Linked DNA regions of Homo sapiens: region 1 is linked to region 2. A link is an interaction called in ENCODE POLR2A ChIA-PET data of the cell type or tissue named here. Cell type or tissue: Panc1. All regions are shown on one strand. Links, peaks and the distances in the headings refer to the core of each region. The heading gives the core; the rest is flanking DNA.

Region 1 (9,439 bases), core at 402-8,401, 1.7 Mb after region 2:
TGATGTCATGCAGGCTTCTCTGGCTCAAGACCAGACTCATGATCATGCCCTCCAATATTCCCTGCTTTGCTGAATGACATTCATCAAAGATATCCAGTTACAGAAACCAAATATCTTGGAGTCATCTTGACCCTTTCCCCACATTGGTCACCAAGCCCATCAGTTCTTTGTTGGAAATGTCTCTCAAATCTGTTTCCCCTCTCCATCCATATTATTGTTGTCTCTCTTCAGGCCCATGCCATTCTGTCTTGATCTGTTTAGAGTAATCACATACTAAAATGCTTCCTTGTACTTTTCTCCAAGCCATTCTCCATAAGAAATTTTTTTGGCTTATTGAAGTTTAGACAGTGCATGAGTGCAGGCATCATGCATTTCAAGTGATAGGGAAATAGCCTAGAACAGGTATTTTTGAGTACCTTGAATTGAGATTTAGTTTGGTTAAGTTTGGCCATGGGGATTGGGATTTAGGGATTGTTAACATAGGGAGGTAATAAAACATTGAGAAACAGAAGACAGGCTTTTTGAAAAAAATAGCAAAAAATTGGAGACTTAGCTTTGAAAGAGATACTTACCCTTATACAATTTAGTGAAGCCTCAAAGAACAGACCAGCAAAACAATGGTGGAAAACAGTTCAATAGTTAAGTAATTTGCCCACTTCCACATAACAGTTCAAAAAAAAGAACTAGGCCGGGCGTGGTGTCTCACGCCTGTAATCCCAGCACTTTGGGAGGTGGGAGGCTGAGGCATGAGAATCACTTGAACCTGGGAGGCTGAGGTTGCGGTGAGCCGAGATCACACCACTGCACTCCAGCCTGGGCAACAGAGCGAGACTTGGTCTCAAAAAATGAAAAAAAATCAAAAGAAGAATTAAATCTATATTCATCAACATAAATTGCTTTCAAAAACAATGAGTGAAAAAAGTAAGTTGCAAAACAATATGTATAGTTTATGTATAAGAAACTTAATTACGTTATACTTTTGTGGCTAGACATATAGAAGTATTGTTTTTAAAATGCCAGGAGGGGCCGGGCACAGCGGTTCATGCCTATAATCCCAGCACATTGGGAGGCCGAGGCGGATGGATCACTTGAGGTCAGGAGTTCAAGAACAGCCTGGCCAACATGGTGAAACCCCATCTCTACTAAAAATGCAAAAATTATCCGGGCTTGGTGGTGCATGCCTGTAATCCTAGCTACTCAGGAGGCTGAGGCAGGAGAATTGCTTGAACTCGGAGGTGGAGGTTGCAGTGAGCCAAGATTGCACCACTGCACTCAAGCCTGGGCAACAGAGCAAGACTCCGTTTCAAAAAATAATAAATAAATATATAAATAAATAAACAAAATGCAAGGAGGGAGAGTCAGGAAGGATCAAACTTAAACTGAATACTGAGTGGTAGGCAGTTGAGAAGGGGAATTACATCTAAAATCTTCAAAAATTTTTCAAGAAGAATACATTCTGTATATATTACTTAAAAGTTGAAACAAAAGCTTGATAACTTGGAGAGTATCGTGTCATGAAAGTTACCTAAAAGAAGAACAAGATTAAGGTTTATAGAGAGAAAGGCTGTAGTATAATACAGCCTCTTTAGAAAAAGAACATACCATGTCAATGAGGGACAAAGATTTCCAAGTAGTTTTGAGTGGTAAGTTGAAAGATAAGGGCACTTTTATGAGACAGGTGAGGAAGCAAACTGATACCTAGCTTAAGAATTTATTATACAGATAGAAAAATTTTACTTGCCAGTAGTTATTAGAAGCATTTGAGAAAAGAAACTATTTTCTCACTGCCTGTAGTATAGCAATTTACATTGTCCCACCTGGAATATTCAGTAATTAGTCATTTTTTACTATCCTCATTTGAACAAAGGGAAAATTTCAAATTAGTTATAATTGTGGAAGGATTGTATAAATATAAATGAAGAGGAAGTGAGAATATTCCCATTACATTGATGTTTGAGAAATATCATTCAAAACTTGCTAATAGAAACTCAACAGTATTCAGATTTAATCTCAGTAACTGAGGCAATAGATAATAAAGACCTGAACTATGGCAATGATGTAAGAATGGAGGAGTGAGGAGTTGGTGATCATTCTGAGGAAAGAATCAACAAAATATGATGACTGTGTCTCTGATCTACCTGATCAGTTCTTTACTTTCCTTCAGTTACAAGAAGCTTGACTATAACCTAGAATTATCTGAGTGATTTTTATGATTATTTTGAGTAATTACTGCTATACTTAGAAGTTACCTACAGTTGGGGATTGTGAAATCAAATATATTCATAATTTTTATTGTCTGCTTTATTTGCAAATGGCATTAAGTTTCAGTCCACAAAGATAAATACACAAAAGATGGAAAATAATATAAAGTAAAATAGATGAGAAAGGTATAATAAGGATAAAGGCATAATATGCAATCAGGAATATGACTAATACATATATGCTTGCCATTTAAGTCTTCTAATTTCATGCAAATTTGGCTTGAAGTTATAACTTGTTTTTAAACATAAACCTTTTTTTGAAGCATAACAAAAACAAAAATATACAAGTCATAAGTGTGCAGCTCAATGAATTTTCTTGGCCTGTGTTTGTGATACTGAATGTAAGGAAGGAAATCTGAAGAGTTACACAATTTTTTTTTTTTTTTTTTTTGAGACGGAGTCTCGCTCTGTCGCCCAGGCTGGAGTGCAGTGGCACAATCTCAGCTCACTGCAAGCTCCACCTCCCGGGTTCACGCCATTCTCCTGCCTCAGCCTCCCGAGTAGCTAGGACTACAGGTGCCCGCCACCACTCCTGGCTAATTTTTTTTTTTGTAGTTTTAGTAGACACGGGGTTTCACCGTGGTCTCGATCTCCTGACCTCATGATCTGCCCACCTCGGCCTCCCAAAGTGCTGGGATTACAGGTGTGAGCCACCGCACCTAGCCGAGTTACACAATTATTATCCTTGAGATAAAACTGTACCAGCCAGGTGCAGTGGCTCACACCTGTAATCCCAACACTTTGGGAGGCTGAGGCAGACAGATTACCTGAGGTCAGGAGTTCAAGACCAGCCTGGCCAACATGGTGAAACTCCATCTCTACTAAAAATCCAAAAATTAGGCCTGGCGCAGTGGCTCATGCCTGTAATCCCACCACTTTGGGAGGCCGAAGCAGGTGAATCACCCGGGTCGGGAGTTCGAGACCAGCCTGACCAACATGAAGAAACCCCGTCTCTACTAAAAATACAAAATTAGCCAGGCGTGGTGGCGCCTGCCTGTAATCCCAGCTACTGGGGAGGCTGAGGCAGGAGAATCACTTGAATCCGGGAGGTGGAGGTTGCGGCAAGCCCATTGCACTTCAGCCTGGGTGACAAGAGTGAAACTCTGTCTCCAAAAAAAAAAAAAAAAAAAAATTAGCTGGGCATGGTGGCAGGCACCTGTAATCCCAGCTACTCAGGAGGCTGAGGCAGGAGAATCACTTGAACCCAGGAGGCAGAGGTTGCAGCAAGCCGAGATCACGCCATTGCACTCCAGCCTGGGCAACAAGAGTGAAACTACATCTCAAAACAAGAAAAAAAAAATTGTACCTAGATTAGTTGTTTCATACCTGGATTTTGGCATCATGCAGTGTAAACCACCAGTTCCAGATCTAACACTTAACACTTTCAACCTCCGTTGGGGTTTACAAGTTATTTATGTTTTCTAAGCTTAGTTTCGTCATATACAAAATGTGGGATAATGGTAATACTTACCTGTAGAAATTTTCACGATTAAATGGGTCAATTTATTTATTTATTTATTTATTTATTGTGATAGGATCTGGCTCTTTCACCCAGACGAGTGCAGTGGCATGATCATGGCTCACTGCAACGTCTGCCTCGTGGGCTCAAGCCATCCTCCCATTCAGCCTCCCAAGAAGCTGGGACTACAGGCGCATGACACCACGCCCAGCTAATTTTTGTATTTTTTGTAGAGACGGGGTTTCACCGTGTTGGCCAGGCTGATCTCAAAGTCCTGAGCTCAAGCAGTGTGCCCACTTCAGCCTCCCAAAGTGCTGGAATACAGGCATGAGCCACTGTGCTCGGCCTAAATGGGTCAATTTAGGTATAACATCTATACCTGAAATGTAGCAAGGAAGATTAGGTATCATTTCTCTTATTTTTAAATAAAATTAAGATGGTTCATAAGAAACTTTTTTTAACTATCAAAAAAAATTTTTTTTAAGTGTTTAAAACAGGTTCATGCCTGTAATCCTAGCACTTTGGGAGGCCTTGTGGGAAGACTGCTTGAACCCAGGAGTTTTAGGTTACAGCGAGATTTGATTGCGCCACTACACTCCAGCCTAGGCAACACAGCGAGACCCTGCCTCTACAAAAAATAAAAACATTAGCTAGGTGTGGTGGTGTGCACCTGTAGTCCTGGCTACTCAGGAGGCTGAGGCAGGACGATTGTTTGAGCCTTGGTGCCAAGGCAGCAGTGAGCTATGATTACGCCACTGCATTCTAGCCTGGGTGACAGATGACAGAGTGAGACCTTGTCTCAAAAAAAAAAAAAAAAAAGAAAGTTGAAATTTGGTTTTATATTGCCAAAACTATTTTGGTAACAAACCCTAGAAAGAAAGCTTTCCCTAGGCACTCAAAAGAAGATATCATAATGAAGAGCATCTGTACCATAGCCTAGTAATAATTTCATGGGGGAACATTAAGAACTCATTATTCTTCTGTTTTTTGTCAAATGAGCTGTATAAAGTATAACAAACCATTGGTCATTGCCCTCAAATAACTAACAGTCTATTGGAAAGAGAAACTAGTGAAAGGAAACAATTAAGGGATAAGATGTGTGGCCTGGAAATAAGAATTTATCAGAGAGAGACAATAGAGTGGGCTGACACATCCTAGGGAAAACATCCTTTAAGAAACCAATAAATTTTGCTCACATTCTTAGACTACAGCAGACAGATCAAAGCAAACACTTCCCTGAACTATCTGGTTGGCTGCTGTTGTTGATAATTTTCTTGAGAACTGATGGATAGGAAGCACAGTCATGCATCACTTAACAACTGTGATGTGTTTTGAGAAATGCGTCGTTAGGTGATTTCATCATTTTGTGAATATCACGGAGTATACTTAATGCAAACCTAGATGGTATAGCCTACTACACACCTGGGTTGTATGACACAGCCTGTTGCTCCTTGGTTATAAACCTGTACCACATGTTACTATACTGAATACTGTAGGCAATTGTAACACAATGGTGTTTGTGTATCTAAATATAGAAGAGGTACAGTAAAAATATGGTATTATATTCTATGGGACCATCATTGTATATGCAGTTCATTGTTGAACAAAACACTGTCATATGACACATGACTAAATGAAACTACACTCCAGCTCTTCATCTTTAGAGCAAGGAACAATTGTCTCTGAGGATAGTTGTCTAAAGCATTGTGAGTACTGTCATAATATAGGTAGAACCAATGAATGCTTATTTTGGGGTGTGAGGAGGGAAATACTGATCTGAGGGTTTCATAGGCACCTTCAAAACCAGCTAAATGCTAAAAAAGAATGCCACTTTTGTTTGGCCACTTGAAACAGTCATTTTTACAACTCTGGTTACAAATTGGAACATTCATCACTCCAAATCCAAAATGAGTATTTTAAGCTACTGCAGTTGCTAAAAGTGACCAATGATAATAGTTTTGCTGCTTTAAATTACTGACATTTTCCCTGTATATCTTCTACATTTTCCCTTCATGTTTGATACTCACTGTCTTTTCTCTGATGTTTCATTTGCTTGTCTACATCGCTCCTCTCTCAATGCAGTTTTTGTATTTATTGTGATTATCGGTACATTCAAAATGTCATACAAGGGGAAAGATTATGCTTTGTTTGTGTTTTTATTAATATACTTATTACTTCTTCTTATATTGGTGCCACACCAGTTCCCCCTCCTAAATTTCACCTCTCTTTCTTTTTTTTTTTTCTTTTTTTTTTTTGAGATGGAGTCTTGCTCTGTTGCCTAGGCTGGAGTGCAGAGGCGCAATCTCGGCTCACTGCAACCTCCACCTCCCGGGTTCAAACAATTATCCTGCCTCAGCCTCCCGAGTAGCTGAAACTATAGGCGCCCGCCACCATGCCGGGTAATTTTTTGTGTTTTTAGTAGAGATGGGGTTTCACTGTGTTAGCCAGGATGGTCTGGATCTCCTGACCTCGTGATCCACCAGCCTTGGCCTCCCAAAGTGCTCACAGGTGTGAGCCACTGTGCCTGGCCGGTCACCTTCTTTCAATGCCATTCTCATTCAAATGAACTCCTAAATGTAGAATCTTTACACATTCCTTTTATTCATTCTCTATATCCAGTCAGTTACCAAGTTCTTTGAAATATCTTTTGTTATTTTTCCTTTCGTCTTATTCCCATTTTTATTTCTTTCTAGGCCATCATGGCCTCAGACCTGCAATGCTTCTGCAGACACTAAGCTGGTCTTCCTAACAACAGTTCTTCCTTACCACTGTCAAACTAATCTGATAGGTTCAACTAATGCAAACTGAGCACTTGCTGTGTATTTAGTGCAGTCTTAGGCGATGGGAATACACACTGATTTGAACAGAAGAGGGTTTGGCCAGTAATGGGACAAGCAATGTAGCTGCAATAAGTATAATATAATTCAAAGCAAAAGTAAAGAATATTTTGTCTTAGAAGATGCAAGTTCCCAGCATTAGATGGAGATACTTCCCCCTAATACCATGAAACTTGGAGTTTGGATGGGAAGGAATAAGTATTTAATAAAGTGTGTTGAGTGTTACAGTAGAAGTATGCAATGGGCCCAGAAGAGACAATTCTACTCTATTAAGCGGTCAGGGAAGGGCCTCTCAGAGAAAATAAAGGAGTCACAATTGTTTAGAAAGTGGTGTTTTTGTTTGTTTTATTTTACTTTGTTTTTTTAGACAGAGCCTCATTCTGTCACCCAGGCTGGAGTGCAATGGCACAATCTCGGCTCGCTGAAACCTTCACCTCCCAGGTTCAAGTGATTCTCCAGCCTTGGCCTCCTGAGTAGCTGGGACTACAGGCACGTGCCACCACACCTGGGTAATTTTTGTATTTTTCATAGGGACAGGGTTTCACTATGTTGGCCAGGCTAGTCTCGAACTCCTGACCTCGTGATCCACCCACCTCAGCCTCCCAAAGTGCTGGGATAACAGGCATGAGCCACCATGCCTGGCTTGTTTTTTGTTTTGGTTTTTGTTTTTGTGATGGAGTTTTGCTCTTGTTGCCCAGGCTGGAGTGCAGTGGTGCAATCTTGACTCACCACAACCTCTGCCTCCCGGGTTCAAGTGATTCTCCAGCCTTAGCCTCCTGAGTAGCTGGGACTACAGGCATGTGCCACTACGCCCAGCTAATTTTGTATTTTTAGTAGAGATGGGGTTTCTCCAAGTTGGTCAGGCTGGTCTTGAACTCCCGACCTCAGGTGATCCGCCTGCCTTGGCCTCCAGAAGTGCTGGGATTACAGGCGTGAGCCACCATGCCCAGCCTAGAAAGTAGTGTTTTAAACTAAGGAAACAAGTATCATTAGGTCTGGAGCCAAGAGAGAGCTGTTATGTATCAGGCATTAAGGAATAAGAATAAAACCTGGACTCTGCCATCAGGAGCTGATATCCATTGTTACAGAAGTTAAGATGATAAAGATTGGACTTTGGGGTCCAGATGTGGCCAGGAGAAGCTGGTTGTCTCATCTGACTCTGAACTAAGGGGTTGATTAATACATAAAATTCAGTGAATTTCTTGATGCACTGAGATTATAGAGCTATATCTCAAAGACAGACCTAGCATACCTACCAATCTCATAGAAGACTGGTATATAAAGAGAATGTCAATTCATTATGTCATTAGTTTACAGTGACTAGTGGACTGGAATTATCGTGTTGGCATGGCAAATTTATCTTTTCCCTTGAGAGAGACAAATGGGAAGCCAGGTTATGAGAAAATCATTTATGAGAGTATGGAATCAGAACATGGAGACTTTCACCAAAGGAATTGCTATATAAAGGAATCAGTATGCAGACAGTTTGGGGAAAGATACCTTCTCCATTGTTGAATGGGTTTTTCCAGTGTTTACCTTAATTATGATTGGGTTTCATTAATCAGTTTATATTCAAGAGGTTAGTCTTCATCCAGGAGACAACGGGAAGTCACTGAAGGAGTTTAGGCAGGGGTGGGGTATAATCAGATCTCTGTTTTTGAAAGATGTGGTGGTATGAAAACTGTATTAGAGGGAACATAAGCAGGAAGCCAAGGCAACATTTATGAATCAGTTCTAGTAGTCCACATAATGACTAATGATTGATAAATAGGGATAAAGTTTAAAGAACAAAATCTAATAGGGATTGATTCGATCTATGTTACCGCTACTCAGATTCCCACCATATAGCTCATGTCGTTTTTCTACATCAAGTATCTTATTTTCTTTATAAAGAAGTGTTCCTTAAAACGGAGTTTAGATTTTTCCAGAATGGACAGGACAAAGAACTTTGTCTTTGCCTAAACATTGTCCCGTTAGTTCTGTGACTTTCATTTTATTGCAGAAATACTTGTATGAATAAGTTCATATCAATTTAAACAGAAAAGGGCTTGGCCAGGAATTGGACAAGCAGTGTCAGTGCAGTTGTTTAAAATATAGAGCAAAGAAAAAGAGCAAAGGAACCCATGTTTGCTGTAGGTTCTCTCTTCTTCAGAGACCAGTTTTTACTGAATGATTCCAGAGAGGTGAAAATCTCCATATTAGAGTTCTGAAGTGGGGAGACAATTGCTTTTGCCTTAGAAGAAGCAGGTTCACAGTTTTATATAAAATAAGATAATTATTTCATCTTTACTTGTGTGGGTTATGTTTTAGTTTGCTTTAGAAACCTGATAGAATTCTCATTTGAGAAGTTAAAAGATACTCTTGGACTATCCCAAGCACTATTCTCGTATAAGTATCTTTAAAAGTTGAACGAATGCCAAGCTATTTACACAAATACAAGTCTGCTCTTTAGGTGCAATTGGCACTTGATATTGGTAAGGTGTAATTTTTAACAGCCTTTGAAACCTGTTATAGTGGCTTCCCCTTTCAAGGAAGATTTCATTTGGATACATACAAAACAGATATGACAACACAGATTTGTTTTTGGAAGGTAGATCCAGCTTTCTTAATTGTCTGAGTTTCCTTAAATTCAACCTTTTTACATTTCTGTTCTTTAGGTCTGCCAAAATGTCTGAAAGATCAGATCTCCTTCACTTCAAGTTTGAAAATTATGGAGATTCAATGTTACAAAAAATGAACAAATTAAGAGAAGAGAATAAATTTTGTGATGTTACAGTTCTCATAGATGATATTGAGGTACAGGGACATAAAATTGTGTTTGCTGCAGGTTCCCCCTTCTTAAGAGACCAATTTTTACTGAATGATTCCAGAGAGGTGAAAAT
Region 2 (9,439 bases), core at 602-8,601:
AGAGAGAAAAGAAAAGATCCGGCAAAAAAGCGATCATGCCGAAAAAGTGGCGGAAAAGCTAGAAGCTCTTTCGGTGAAGGAGAAGGGAGAAGACCAAGGAGGATGCTGAGGAGAAACAATAAATCGTCTTATTTTTTTCCTCTCTTTCCCTTCCTTGTTTTTTTTTTTTTTTTTTTTTTAATTTTACTCTGCCCCTCTTTTTTGGTTTGTTTTTATTTGATTTCATTTTTACAAAAGGCCGTTATATAAAGAACAAAATTTAAAAATAATAATTTGGACCCCATTAGATTTGCAGTATGCAAATGCTACGTATGTTTGGATTTAGAATTTTGTTTATCTACTTTTTTCCCACATTTCAAAGCTAGTATTAGCAAGTAGAAAATGTTGATTTCCTGTTTTCTCTCTCCTTCCCACTTATAAATTCCAGTACTGTTAATCTTAAATGATTTTTCTTCTTCTTCTTTTTTTTTTTTTTAAGTAGGGACGAGGTCACTCTGTTGCCCAAGCTGGAGTGCAGTGACTATTCAGAGGCCACAATCATAGCGCACTGCAGCCTCAAACTCCTGGCTTCAAGCCATCCTCCTGCCTCAGCCTCCTGAACAGCTGGGACTACTGGTGTGCACACCCATCCCCAGCTAAACAATCTTACTTGGAGGCGTAGTTAAAAATTAGTGTTTAGGCCGGGTGTGGTTGCTCATGCCTGTAATCCCAGCACTTTGAGAGGTTAAGGCAGGTGGATCACTTGAGCCGAGGAGTTCAAGACCAGCCTGGGCAACATAGACTCCCATCTCTACCCAAAATTTTTACAAATTAGCCAGGCGTGGTGGTGCGTGCCTGTAGTCCCCTGTAGTCCCAGCTACGTGGGAGGCTCATGCGGGAGGATTGCTTGAGCCCTGGTGGAGGCTGCAGTGAGCCATGATTGCACCACTGCACTCCAGCTTGTGTGACAGAGCGAGGCCCTGTCTCAAATAAAAAAATAAATAAGATTTAGAGTTCATCTTTTGCATTCACATGGGCAGTGTGGTGTCTGTTCATCTTCTCTCGCCTCTTCCAGTAGAGTCTATAAAGTGCTCTCAAAAAACTTGTGGGACTGAGAATGCTGAAGAAATGTGGCTCTATATCCAAAGATGAAACTTAATTGTCTCCTTAAGCTATGTTAAAGATTTGTTCTCAGGCTTATGGGTGCATCAAGGATTGTTAGTTGGACTCACCTTGAAAATCAAGGCGTCTGCTTCAGTCTTGGTAGCAGAAGTTAGACTAATAGCTCCTTATTCATCTTTTCCTCCAAAAGTTGGTGCAGTAAAGCACAGAGGCTTACTACACCTCTGTTGTGTGCAGATATTTAGTTCTAATAAATCCATATCCTTAAGGGAGACAGAGAGCTGCCCTTTGTTTCCAGTTGAGTAGCTTTTTGCTAGTGGACCTTCCCCTTCCATTTTTTCCACCCTCATTCTATTTGTAGTCACTTTACTAAAATCATTTAAGAACTACGTTAAATCCACAGGGACTGAGAAGAAAATATTAATCTATGGGGTTGGGGTGGGGGGTGGGAAAGCTGGTCAGTGTATTTATGATGGGGTAAAGTGTGTCATGGCAGTGGCAGAATATTTATTTTTAGACAAATTACAGCCTTTTTCCTCGTCTAAATCATTGGTCACTTTCTCTTTAGGCTCTACTTTGTAAGATGACCCTAATGCTCTCTGTTGGTTAGAAAAGCCCTCTAGTAATGGTAGTAGCAATATTTGCCATTCAGTTATATGGCTGCTAAGTGACAGATTCCAGTCCTACTCCAAGAAGGGTCTCCTTTTTCTGGAATACAGCTGTAAAGTGTGCATAGCCTTTAAGTTATTCCTAAAGCTAAATTGGCAGGGGAGATTTCATAGAATGAAACATTTTACACAGTTAAAAAGCATTTATCCTCAGAAATCAGTTTCTCTTGGGGACATTCCACCTTCTTAGTGGAGCTTGCCCTTTTATTGTGTCCTGATATTTGAATGTTTAGCTGAATGTTTGACATCATGTGCCATTAGCACGTGGCTCCAATTTGCCAGCCTTTGGGGTACTGTGGTAAGGTATGAGTGTGTATGTGCACACTCGGTGTTATACACTCTGCTGCGTGCTGCTGGTGTGGTTCATGAATCAGGGAAGCTATAGCATGATGATTGTTTAAGATCTTATGAGTTTTAGGGGAATGAAGCAAGAAGCTTAGTTTGAAGGTGTAAACTTTTGGCTGAGGGTAAGGATTGGGGGTGGTGAAATTAGTAACTTTTGCTTTGTAAAAGGATTTTGCAGACCTAGTTTCCTTTCTCCAAACTAATATGTATAACCAGAGCATTCTTGCATTCTTTCAAACTAGTATAGATAACCAGAGCATGGAAATGAAGGGCTAGAGTTAAAGTAAGCCCTGCAAACAACTCTTAGCTCTGTGTATTAATTTTCTTAGAGGAATTTGCCTTGTCATTGTTTATTGTAATGACAGAAAACAGGGAATCCCACTTCTGCACGCCCCCCATACCCCCCAGAAAAACCCTACATACCTAACATTGAGTTTCCGTTTTGTCTTTTCCTTAGACCGAAAGGTTTTGGCTTTAAATTTTCTAACCCAGTCTGGAAGACTATAGCATAGAATAGTTCTTGAAAAAAAAGAAGAAAAGCCCCACATACCAGAACCCTTTTAAATAAATTCTTTTAAAATGCTGCCTTTTAATTTTAGGATCTTAGCTTAAAGAAGACTGGAGGAGAATTTCCCATGAAATGGTTCCCATAATAGTTTTCAGAAAGACGTGCTAGGCAGTATTGTTAACTAAAGAAAATAAGTCTATCAGTTCCACTTAGATAACCTTTGGTAATAAACGAACTCCGTACACGTTGTGACCTTAGAGCCTGAACTTTGCAATCACATGACCAGCTTGTAAACTGACCTGTGAGGATGACTGTCGTAGTCCCGGCTTAGAGGAATTGACCAAGTGTCGGAAGGGTAGTCATCAAGCTGGACTTGTCCTGTAATCTCTGTTTCTTCATGGCTGCAATAGAACTTTTCAGCAGACTACAAGAAGCATGAAATGGAGACATGGGAAGGTAAGGAACAGTCTGGGGCCCAAATCTAAGGGTTAGAAATTTTCTTTGAAGGTTTAGAGCAAATAGCCTTGAGGGAGAAGGGAGGCAGTCCACAGGCAACTGTTTTTTTTGTGTCTTCGCAGAGTTCAGCTAGAAAGTTTTCATGTATGTAGCAAGTGGCTGTAAATGTTTTGGAATGGAGAAAAGTGAGAGAGAACTGCAGTGAATTCATTGTTGTGGTTGATGAAGAGCAGAAGAAAGGGGATTAATTTAAATTTTATAGTGATTTTAAAAAAATTAAATATACGTGTCAGTACATAGATAAAATTTACATTAAAAATTGTTGTTTATTTCTTGACAGATGTTGTTTGTATTTTAAATTCCTTAATCCAGTTCGCTATCTGCCAAAGTCTTATTTACTACTGTTAATTATAGATAGAATTGGGGTCATGAGGCCATTGATAAGGCAACCTCATCCTCTGGTAGGGAGCTTCTATACTTTACAGTTTGGGATATAAGACTAAGCCATTGCTAATTTCTTTTTAAGTGGGTTGCTTTTTAAATGGGTACATTTTCTGCATGTGTGTGTATGTAATGAATAGTCACTAGTGTTATAACTTGTTTATTTGGGATAGTCTCCTAGTTATGTGAGAAACCCCACTTTTCCACAACTTTATTATTTAGGCCAGGAAAGACACATACAGCTGAAGGAACAGATAAAATGGATGAATGTTAGTATTAAAGTTTTGCCATGTTTATGAAGTACAAGCTAAGAGTTTGCAAGAGTTTGGTTTTCTTAAAGGCAAGCACTACTGAGAAGAGTTCCCGACTCTTTGAAGCAGTTGATAAATTTCTAGGACTGGCATTAACCCTACGAAATAGCTGGTCCTGGGAAAGCTTCCCAGCCTCTTGCAGCGTGGCTAACATCTGCCAAAGGCAGCTTTGCAGTTTCATTCTCACTCTGGGGATGCACAAACCAGGGAAGTGGGACCCCCTCTGATAATAGCATTCTTCTTTTTAGTAACCTTGGCTTCATTCCTCCCTTATATGTTGTACCCCAGCACCTTACATGCCAGAATTATTGGTTTTTAGTGCAAGTTAGCAGAAACAAGAGAAAGTTTGTAGAAAATACCAGTTATATATAAGGCCTGTTATTTATCTTGAACAGCCTCCTCCCCCAGTATGCATAGAAATTCTTTGTTAAACTATCCTGGATATACTAGCTTTTCCAGAAAGGAGTAGTTTAAGAAGTAAGATTTGCTTTGGATCTGTTGGACAGGAGTTTAGGAGCTGGCAGAGTCCCAGAGCAGTAATTACATGAGTTTAGAAGGGATGACTCTGGAGAATTTAGATTTTTTTTCGACGAGCTTGAGTCTCTTAGTGATATGTAGTCTGCTAGCTCTGAAAGAGAAAAAAGGTTTGCACAGAAAGTTCTCCCCTGGTTCATATTTAAGTTTTGAAACTTCAGTTCTTCTTAGTCATTCAACTGCAGAAAATAACTTACGGTACCAAAACAAGAACTTTCATAAAATAAGGAAATGAATTTAAAATTGTTCACCTAGATCTTTCATTGAAAATTCTAATAAAGCAAAATGAATGATCCCAGTTGTAGGAGGTTTTGGAATCTTAAGAGGCAAAATCAACTGCTTACAAAAGAGGTCAGTGAAAATGCTACTGTAAAAAAAGCATTGCCTGGTTTTAGATATTGGGCCCTTGTCCATTTAAATTAACCTTTGTCACAGCTGGGCATACAAATGTTTTGTTTTAGTTCACAGAGGGTTAACTCTATTCAAGCTTTCACTGTGGCAGGCCTGATCTGTGGAGTCATACAATCTGGTCTTTCAGCCCTGCCAGTCGCTAGGCAGGAAGTCTTATTTCTTAAGCTATCTTTCAGAATGGGGGTTGGGATTTGGAGAAAGGTGGGGGAAGGGCTTTGGAGCATCTGTAAGGATCAATAACAGAGAGAGAGAGAGAGCCGTAAGAGAGGCCATTGTGCACACTTCAAGATAGATGCAGCCCTTGTGCACAGCCCCTGCCTGGCAGGACAGACACCTAAAACCAAAACAATGACACCGAATGAATTCTCTGTGAAAATTAGATTGCCGCTTAAAGGAGAAAAATACTTGAGTGCCCTTTCAACGTTGGGGAATATTCTCATTCCTCAACTTGCAAAGATTAGGCAACCCCCACTAAAAATAACTCCAAATTGATTTTTAAATGCCTTTTGTCCTCATGCTAATACTGTATTGAATTGGAGAGGGTGATCATTTGGGTCTTGGTCACATGCATCAAAGCATTGAGTAAGTAATCTTTTTTCTTCTCTCTCTCCCCCTCTCTGCTCTCTTCCTCCCTCCCTTTTTCTCTTCTTTTTTATTCTAATGTTTGCTTTACCCTGTTGGTTTTGGAGGCATCATTAAGGGAATGAAAAAACTAAGATTTGGTTAGGATTTGAGTAACACATGTGCGAAATCCCTCCCCGAACAGCTGGTATTGGCTCTCGAAACTTCAACTGAGCTAAACAGATGTTCCTAGTGTGTTATTTTGAGATAATTTAAACCAGACTTATAGTCAAGAACTCTACAAAAATTGTAGATTTGATTTTTAAATGCACTAAAGTTGTGATATCGTGCCACATCTTAATACATGTTATATGGGTGTTAAGCAAAAACACCTGAGCTTGGGAAAGTGAGCAGTTCCGCCAATGAAATTGTGATATTTAAAACACTACCAAGTTTGTTATTCTTTTACTCCAGCCCAGATTTTCATTTTTCAGATTCCCCTTTCCCAAACCCTGTAACATTCCTGTTTTACTGTATCCTTTTCCAGAGGACTAAGGCATTAATTCATTAGGTACTTTCTTGATGCAAATTCTTTATGGCATTTGGAAAGAGTAATGGAGTCATTGCCACCTTTCTTCTACTAAACTTCCAAAGTACTGGTGACAACTGACTGGTAACAGCTGAGAAAAATGGAATCCTAAACAGCCTTAAATAGTCTTCTCCCAACTTGAAATCTTCCAGGAATAAATGCATAAATGAACTGGGGGTCCATAATGTGGCTTGCAGACAGACAAATGGAATAAGGGGAGGCGGGGAGACCTGCGCTTGAAATTAGCAAGTTTAGTTTATTCTAGGCTTCTTGAGTTGAAAACTGACATAATCTGGACAATTTTGAGGCTAGGAAAAATATCTGGATGCCTCACATCATCTGGATATTTTTAACCCATCTCTAATCGGTACCCTTTTGCTGGGGAAAATGATGTACAGGAAGAAAATCTGATTTAATCACCGCAAACAGTACCTCCTTGACACAATTGATTCTGCCCCTCTGATATATTGTAATTCTCCATTAATATTTAAACCAAAGAATCGATTATTTTAATGGACATTTTCCATGGACATACAAATATTACTAACAAAACTTGGAAATTCAGTTACCATTTCCGTTGTGTTAAAATGGGGTATGAAACCTACCATGACCCTTTTGAACAATGTGGTCTTTAATGTGTATTAGGGGGAGGGCCTAGTGAAGGAAAAGCCATAAAAGTCCTCAGGGTTCAAGATGAGGTTGGGATTTTGGCCCATTGCTTTTGTCATTTTCACACACAAACATCGCTGCAATCATGTTTGATTTAGCATCCTTAATACAATGAGGTGGGAGAACAAAAGGATATCAGAGGCACAAATATGGCAACCAAACAATCTCCCACCCCGCGACCACCAATTTTTTCACATCATTCGTTTTTTTCTGTTCCCCTGCTACTGGGGTTTCTTTTTAAGCCGAGGAAATTAATCTATTTGCAAGAATCTTCTTTTTGCATGCCTCAGTAGTTTGCTTGGGCAATTGAAAAGCTACATCTCAAATGGTTTTTAGCTGTGTGAAAAGTCATTTCCTAAAAACTTGGGGAAAACGCTATAATTAGGAAAAATGCATCTACCCATATTTCAAGGTTAAGAGTTGGTCAGGGTGTGTGGTGGGGGGTGGGGGAGGTGTTCACACTGCACAGCTGTTTTACATATTTTGAAAAGCCTGATAGATGTAAAGGTCATTGCTAACTCTAACAGGGTCTTGATGCTCACACTGTGATCCAAGGACCTTGCATTAATTAGGATGAGAAGCATGGAAGGTCAGGAGTCAACCGGCTGGTGAGCCTCGATGGATTGTTAGTGGGACCAATCAGAATTCCTGTAGGATTTTTAAACCATTAAAACAAAAAAACAAAAACTACTGCTGCTTCTGTTGCCTCTGGATGGATCCCTTGGTCTGTGTGGCAAGGACTCGTCCCCTGTTGCCCAGATGGCTCATAAAAACTTGGCTACGTATATGGCTTTGCTACAGGCTTCCTGGTGTTGGAGAAAGAACCTCATCAGCTTGACTCTGTCACTTGGCCAAGTCACTTGACCTCTATGAACCTCAATTTCCTTATATATGCAACAGAGGATAGTAATACCTATCTCACAGGACCGCTATGGGAATTAAATAAGAAAACTGTCAAGAGTGCCCAGAACATGCTTAATGTGGCTTGAATTGAAATGAGTTTCAAAGAGGAGCAAATTTAGGGAAATTAAGAAAAAGAGAATTCTTGGGTGAGCCTATGGCTGGTGGTGTTTATACTCTAAGGTCTCCAGGGAGTGCCTCCATTCGGTAAGCAACAATAAGGGAGGGGCTCTTTGGAAATTTAGCCTTGAAAATGCTGTACAACCAGTGGGGCCAGCTGCTGAGCCTTCTAGAACCAATTGCAGTGTTAATATGCTATTCCTGTGGTAGTGATAATTAGTCATGAATGGGTCCCTGCAAAATTTCTGGCCTTTTCTCTACAGAAAGTCTTTTACAGTTCTGTTGATTGGAAGAAAATGGAGAGGGGGATGGGCTTTAAGGTAACAGAGATGTTAAATCATAACCAGGAAAAGAAGGATAATAAAGTTAGTCTTAATTTCCTGTGTTTTGATAGATAAATAGATGCCAAGACAGTTGCCATGACCATGTTTGATAGCCCTTTCTCAGGAGCTTTACTGTGAAGTAGTGAAGTTGGGAATGTTGTTAGCATGCTAATCATTGCCTTACTAACTTTGGAGTTGTCAACCTCTCTGCCTTCTGGGTTCAGGGGTTATATCAATGGCTTGTTATTCTAATCTCTGTATATAAAATTATTATGCAGCTAACATTCATGAAGTATTTACTATTTTCTAAGCACTAGGAACAGAGGTGAGTTAGAATTCCTCACCTAAACTACAGATCTCCTTTTTGATCTACAAAGAAGGAAAAATAGTTTTAATGTTGCTTAACAGATGTTGAATATTCACCACTTAAAAAGTGGAGCTTTTGAGAGTGACTGGGGGAGAAGATGAGCTAGCAGTGGGATTTGCTCTCACTTTGGGGCCCTGTATTTCTTTGAGGGTTTTTGCTTTTTGGGTTTTTTTTTTAACTACTTTTGCTAGGTATTTCTTGTGACTTATTTGCTCTTCCAAATGTATGGCTGCAAAATAGAATATTTTAATATTTTTCTTAACATGGTAAAATTAGAGGCCTGAATTACAATTGGCAAAAATGTAGAGAGAGTCGAAACCTCATTTTTCTGTTTCTCTGTTAGCATCCTATTTACCATTAGCGAAATGTTTTCCTTTCTATGAAGTTTCAGCATGTGGCTTCAGTGTGATGGCTACAGTAGACTAGCTTTGCTTTTTTTTTTTTTTTTTTTTTTTTTTTTTGACAGAGTCTTGCTCTGTCACCAGGCTGGAGAACAGTGGTGCGATCTCGGCTCACTGCAACCTCCATCTCTTGGGCTCAAGCGATTCTCCTGCCTCAATCTCCTGAGTAGCTGGGACTGCAAGCATGCGCCACCACGCCCAGCTGATTTTTGCATTTTTAGTAGAGACGGGATTTCACCATGTTGCCCAGGATGGTCTCGATCTCTTGACCTCATGATCTGCCTGCCTTGGCCTCCCAAAGTGGTGGGATTACAGGCATGAGCCAAGGTGCCCAGCCAGCTTTGCTTTTTAAAGGAGCTAATAAGTTATGGATAACTTATTAAGTATCAGATATATTTATTTATGGTATATTAAATAACCACTGCACAAGAAAATGTATGTTTTAGATATTTGAAAAAAGAAAAAAGCAGACACCATTCCTGTGAGCATTTAATCTCAAAATGTGCACAAGTCAGTGTGGAAAGAAGAGCAATGCAAATGAAAGGCTTGGCAACCAGTAGGTGGTAGCCATCAAGTCTTGGCCTTGGTCATTATTATAAGAGTATGTGTACATGTACACTATCATATGCATTTATGTTTATTTTTTTTATTTTTTATTTTTTGTTTGTTTGTTTTTGAGACGGAGTCTCGCTCTTTCGCCCAGGCCGGAGTGCAGTGGTGCTATCTCGGCTCAC

The links. ChIA-PET counts read pairs that join two places held together with the same protein. Peaks named below come from ENCODE experiments on the same cell type or tissue, not always from the same donor. Only the 100,000 strongest peaks of a DNase experiment are listed, where the experiment ranks them.
Region 1: POLR2A ChIA-PET joins it to region 2 with 5 read pairs; 2 of 35 experiments call an interaction of 5 or more read pairs at or near these places.

Annotation. Positions count from the first base shown.
Region 1 is chr9:122,919,720-122,929,158 of GRCh38, reverse strand. It overlaps ZBTB26 (zinc finger and BTB domain containing 26), which reads left to right. Exons shown (of 2, transcript NM_020924.4): 2 at 9,215-9,439. The coding sequence starts at 9,225. Among named protein-coding and RNA genes, the nearest start is that of ZBTB26, 7.1 kb to the left of the region's middle. RefSeq lists enhancers at 6,669-7,169, 7,170-7,670. In Panc1, for the core only: no CTCF peak of the experiment used is centred there; no DNase peak of the experiment used is centred there.
Region 2 is chr9:124,589,388-124,598,826 of GRCh38, reverse strand. All of the region lies in intron 2 of NR6A1 (nuclear receptor subfamily 6 group A member 1), which reads left to right. It also overlaps the pseudogene LOC100419284. Among named protein-coding and RNA genes, the nearest start is that of MIR181A2HG, 64 kb to the left of the region's middle. In Panc1, for the core only: no CTCF peak of the experiment used is centred there; no DNase peak of the experiment used is centred there; H3K27ac peaks cover 1,285 bases.